Linked DNA regions of Homo sapiens: region 2 is linked to region 1. A link is an interaction called in ENCODE POLR2A ChIA-PET data of the cell type or tissue named here. Cell type or tissue: OCI-LY7. All regions are shown on one strand. Each heading gives the region's core, and the rest is flanking DNA. Links, peaks and the distances in the headings are about the cores only.

What was found. ChIA-PET counts read pairs that join two places held together with the same protein. Peaks named below come from ENCODE experiments on the same cell type or tissue, not always from the same donor. Only the 100,000 strongest peaks of a DNase experiment are listed, where the experiment ranks them.
Region 2: POLR2A ChIA-PET joins it to region 1 with 5 read pairs; 3 of 35 experiments call an interaction of 5 or more read pairs at or near these places.

The regions. Positions count from the first base shown.
Region 1 is chr9:105,359,582-105,362,498 of GRCh38, forward strand. It overlaps SLC44A1 (solute carrier family 44 member 1), which reads left to right. Exons shown (of 16, transcript NM_080546.5): 8 at 1,610-1,749. Among named protein-coding and RNA genes, the nearest start is that of FSD1L, 87 kb to the right of the region's middle. In OCI-LY7, for the core only: CTCF peaks have their summits at 975 and 1,196; no DNase peak of the experiment used is centred there; H3K27ac peaks cover 1,300 bases.
Region 2 is chr9:105,173,372-105,176,288 of GRCh38, forward strand. No RefSeq gene overlaps it. Among named protein-coding and RNA genes, the nearest start is that of SLC44A1, 70 kb to the right of the region's middle. RefSeq lists an enhancer at 1-465. In OCI-LY7, for the core only: no CTCF peak of the experiment used is centred there; no DNase peak of the experiment used is centred there.

The DNA.
Region 1 (2,917 bases), core at 99-2,598:
TAAATACTGTCTACCATGGCTATTGTGAACAGCTTCCTCCTTGACATCATTATTTCAATTTCATTCTATTTTTTTAACTTCAGCTTTTCTCCTATAATTCATTTCTGTATGTAGGAAACATATTTTCTTCCATTTTCTGAATATATTAAACATTTTTCCAGACAATTTTCTTGTGCCTGCAAGACTTCAAAATGGAAACATTCCCTTGCTCTAAAATGTTTTTCACCAATTTCTGGTAGTTTTGATTTGTTTCCTCCTCTTCAACAGATGGAAAATTTGTACTTGGTATTTGCCAACAAATAGGTAATGGAATTTGCCTTTGATCTCATTAACTCTTGAGTGCAGATGTTGATGTACATCGACTTTGCTTCAGTTTTTTATATCCCAGACATTTATCATATCAGCCACACACACACATGTCTCTACTCTGAATCATCCATTTTTTCACTGTGACCTACAAGGCCTTACAGTGTGGTCTGGTCCGCAGCTACCTCTCTGCCCACATCTCTACCACTTTCCGCATTGCTCATTGCAGTAGCCACAATGGTCTTCTTTCTCTCATACTAGGCATGGTTCTACCTCAGTCTCTTTGAACTTTGCCTGGGACACTCTTTCCTTAGATAGTGTCATAGATTGCTCTCTGTCTTTGATTCCATTGCTCAGATATCATCTTACTAATACCAGTGAGGCCTTGCTTACCCATCTTATATAAAATTGCAAAGCTTTCCCTACCCAGACACTCTATATCCTTCTTACCAGGAGATCATTTTTTCTTTAGACTTAATATACTGTATTTTTCCTTGTTTTCTTATTTTTTTGTTTCCCTATTATTATATAAGTTCCATGAACAGCAAGAGTAAGAACTTGGCTTTGTTTACTGTTCTATCTCCAGCTAGAACAATAGGTGCTGTAGCATTCAAAATGCTGAATGGGTTGAAAGTAGGTATATAAGTCAGCTCTCATATGTGGAGGTAGGTTTGTCTCCCTCTTCAGTCTGGTTCTTTGAATCTCTCAACCGGTGTTGGAGATTTAAAAATGCTTATCCCTAGCACCCACCACTATCAGAGATTTCCTCTTTGTTCCTCCCTTTGGTGGGAACTGTTCTTTTGATTTGCATTTATTCATTGTACAAATACTTAATCAACTGCATTACTGTGTCAGTGCAAGTCACAGAGGTATCTGTGATGAGTACAACAGAGAAGATCCTTGCCCTCTTTAAGCTTCATTGATGTTTTCTGTGATGCTTATTTCCTTCCTCCAGCCTCCTCAGCTTAAATGCTGAGGCTCTTTCTTTGTGGTCAATTCCTGTCAGGGGTGTATGTTTCTACTGGCTCGCTCTTAGCTTCATAGTCAATAATAAATACATTTGAAGGAAGCTTATTTGATACACTGAAGGATTTATAAATGCTTAATGTGGAGGATGATAATAGAGCAATGGACACTTTCTTTATGCTGGCAAAAAGTTATAGCTATGTACTTCCCAGCCAAATGGATTGTCACTGCATTAGTCCCATGATGATCTGTAGGAAGGGTCAAGAAAATTGAGAATTTATGTTACACATTTTCTTATCCTAATTATTGCATTAACAGTTGGGTCTTTTGTCTCCAGGAGGCACAGGTGTACTATGGTGGCTGTATGCAAAGCAAAGAAGGTCTCCCAAAGAAACTGTTACTCCTGAGCAGCTTCAGATAGCTGAAGACAATCTTCGGGCCCTCCTCATTTATGCCATTTCAGCTACAGTGTTCACAGTGAGTTTAGGCTTTGGCGTGTCTTTCGGTTTTGTGTTTTTGTTTGCAGGAGATCATTAATGGAGCAGAAACTCAAATCTAGCTTTTGCATTCCTAACCCTGATCTCCAGTAGATAATATCTCTGTGCCATAGTGTATGAAACACTAAAAAGTCTCTTGAAGGCTTCCCTCATGGATGAGTGCTATTTGATGAAACATTTTTTCTACCCTGTCTGCTTTTTGAGAGAGGATTTTCACCTAGAATATTTACATTACCATTTGCTTACAAGAACATATTTCTTATTGTCATAAGATAATTACTTTTTAAAAATGGTTCCCTTTACTGTAGAAAAGTATGTTAAAAAATATATCATTCCATTTACTTGTTTGCTAATTATCTTCCCATTTGTCTTTCAAACTTTTCATTTAACTTTATGGCGTTATTTCAAAAATATAGGTGTGGTCAGGTACAGTGGCTTATGCCTATAATGCAAGCACTTTGGGAGACTGAAGTGGGAGGATCACTTGAGCCCACGAGTTCTAGACCAACCTGGGCAAGATAGTGAGACCCTGTCTTCACAAAAAATTAAAATCAGCTGAGCATGCTGGTGTGCACCTGTGGTCCCAGCTACTCGGGAGGCAGAGGTGGGAGGGTCACCTGAGCCATGATTGTGTCACTGCATTACAGCCTAGGCAACTGAGTGAGACCTTGTCTCCAAAATATATATGTGTGTTTGTGTGTGCGTGTGTGTGCGCGCGCGCGCGTGTGTGTGTGTGTGTGTGAGATTTGCTGCTTAGGTATTAAGCAATAAAATTACCAATTAACATGTGGTTAAATAATTTATATGTATACCTTTGGTTCATCATCGTCTTCTCTCTGAAAAAAGAAAAAAAATCAGTCTACTTCTAAGAGCAATCCCAAGCTTTTTATTGAGCATCAGAAACAAAAAATAAAGCCATCATAAAACCATTGGTGCCAAAAGATATTTGTTAGTTATTGTTATACAGATATTACAACAAAATATGAATGAAATCTCATTTTAGGTACAATTTGCTGTGCCAGCTGCTGAAGATGGGATGTGGGGGTGGGAGGAGGCAAAGGGTGAATCTGACACAGATCCCACTTTTAAGGAGCTGTTGGTCTAATAAGGAAGATACAAATAAAAACCTCGTTTTTGTGGTGTATCTG
Region 2 (2,917 bases), core at 150-2,649, 190 kb before region 1:
TACAGGTGGCCTGGACCGCTACCTGGGCTTCTGATCCAGGGGGAAGGGCAGTGCACCAAGAGAGAGGCTTTTCCGCCCACAAGAGACACAGCTGGAGGTGGAAACAGGCAATTAAGACTGATTGTCTGACTCAGCAATCAAATTAGGCTGTGACAGCTATTGATAGTCAAGAGGAGGCAGGTTGCCTGTGGGAGTTGAGAACAGGCAATCAGTGCAGATTGACGCTTGAGAGGATCTGGGAGCAGATTGTGTCCGAGGGCTCTGGGGAGCCACCTCCCAAAAGGGAACACTTTGCTGAGACCCACCAACACTCTCCTGGTAGGCTATAAGGAAGCTCTCAATGTTTGTGCTGATTGTGTTTCTTGGAGACAAATTAATGGCAAATGAAGCCAAAGTAATAATAATTAGCAGCATTTTTTTTAAAGCAGTAAGTTGTTCTTTTATGAGCAAAAAATCCTTTCTTTGCTTATAAGCATGGAAAGGATGAGCCCCTCAAACTAAATTCTAAGTTTTGTATGTCCAGAACCTAAAAGAAGGACTCTCTTTATTAGGCCACAAAAAATTGAAGTAGGACCCCAAGCAGGCAATAGAAAGGAGGATGTTGCATTATAGTTGTCAAGAGCGTGGATTCTGAGCAAACTGCCAGAATTCACATCCCAGCTCAGCTGCTTGCTGTGAACTGTGTGCGTGAGTTCAGGCAAGCTACGTGCCAATGTGTCCTTAGTTTCTGCATTTGTAAAATGGAAGCAATACCATACAGCCTAGAGTTGTGGATTTAATGAGTTAATAGATGTGAGCACTTAGTAGTGTTGTACACATAATGATATTCGAAGGTTAGTTCTTATTATTGGCCCCAGTAAGCAGACTCAGGGACAATCCCCTGTCCCACATTCAGGCAGCATCCCTACCTTCTACCACTGCACCCTGTGTCACAGTTGGGAGCCTGGGAAGAGAGCGGTCCAGCCCTCTACCTGAGCCTAACTTTCAACTTGATCTTACCCCAGCACTGAATACAACTGAGACAGGATTGCTCTCATCACCTAAGGCTAGAATCCGGGGGAAATTTCCTTTCTCAGTGAGTGCCCTGACCATTCCATCCACCATTGACTCAAGTTGATGAGAACAATTAAAGGAAGAGGTGCTAGCTGCAGAAGGAAATCAGTAGTTTAATGAAAGGCAAAACAAGCCTACTAGAAAGACCAGTCCAAACCAAAAGAAGGAATTGACAAAGGCAGCTTAGCTTCTTACCATGGTGCTTCAGGAGTTATTGAGTCCCCCGTCTCCCTGAAGTTTCTGTCCCTGGGTGGTGTCTCTCTCTTCCTTCACTTTTTTTTTGTTTGTTTTTTTGAGCAGATTCTCACTCTGTCGTCCAGGCTGGAATGCAGTGACGCGATCTCAGCTCACTACAACCTCCGCCTCCCAGGTTCAAACGATTCTCCTGCCTCAGCCTCCTGAGTAGCTAGGACTACAGGCCTGCACCACCACGCCTGGCTAATTTTTATACTTTCAGTAGACATGGGGGTTCATCACGTTGGCCAGACTGCTCTCGAACTCCTGAGCTCAAGTGATCCACCCACCTTGGCCTCCCAAAGTACTGGGATTACAGGCGTGAGCCACCGTGCCTGGCCTCTTCCTTTACTTCTTTTCTTTCCCTCTCCCTCTCGCTCTCACTTCTTTCTTTCTCCTTCACTTTCCCTCTATCCTTTCTCCCTCAGCTTCCTCACTCTCTTTTTAAAACCTGCTTTATGACAGTTTTTACATGTGTTTTGCCCTTGGTTGTCTGTGGATCCATAGCTCTCAGTACAAATACAAGGGTTTTTTTTTTTTTTGCCTTTCAGTTAGGACAGCTGGGATCTATTTCACTAGCTCCATCACTAATCCCCTGTATAATGGTCAGCAATAATAACAGCAAACACATGTTACAGTCAATGCACATCACTGTGGCCAGGTGCGGTGGCTCACTCCTGTAGTCTCAGTGGGTGGATCACCTGAGGTCAGGAGTTCAAGACCAGCCTGGCCAACATGGCAAAAGCCCATCTCTACTAAAAATACAACAATTAGCTGGGTGTAGTGGCATGCACCTGTAATCCCAGCTACTCGGGAGGCTGAGGCAGGAGATTCACTTGATCCTGGGAGGCGGAGTTTCCAGTGAGCCGATATTACTCCATTGCACTCCAGCCTGGGCAACAAGACTCTGTCTCAGAAAAAAAAAATGTGCATCACTGCATCACTCGCCCTTCTAAGTTCTTTATGTGTAATAATAACTCAGTTGTCAGGACATCCCACAAGGGGGTCTTTTATTATCATTATCATCACCTGTAGTAAACCAGATGACTATTCACCAAATACTTTGGGTTCCCTTCTTCAGAATTCTTGCTGGTAGGAGGTTTAAACCATCTCCACCCTGTCGAACAGAGGAGTGACCCCATGACTTTCTTTGGCCAATAAAAGTCATAAAGGGTGATGTGACACTTCCAAACAAGAAGGATTAAAAATCAGTGAGTGCTTGGCCGTGTTCTCCTTTCCTATGCCACGATGACTGGCAGTGTCCCAGCTAGTGGTGGCTCTGTCTGAGGATGAAGAATGCTTGGAATGGGCTGGATGCGGTGGCTCACACCTGTAATCCCAGCAATTTGGAAGGCTGAGGCAGGCAGATCACCTGAGGTCAGGAGTTCAAGACCAGCCTGGTCAACATGGTGAAACCCCATCTCTACTAAAAATACAAAAATTAGCTAGGCTTGGTGGCAGGTGCCTGTAATCCCAGCTACTTGAGAGGCTGAGGCAGGAGAATCGCTTGAACCTGGGAGGCAGAGGTTGCAGTGAGCCGAGACCATGCCATTGCACTCCAGCCTAGGCAACAAGAGCGAAACTCCATTTCAAAAAAAAAAAAAAAAGAAAGCTTGGTATGGAGCCATGG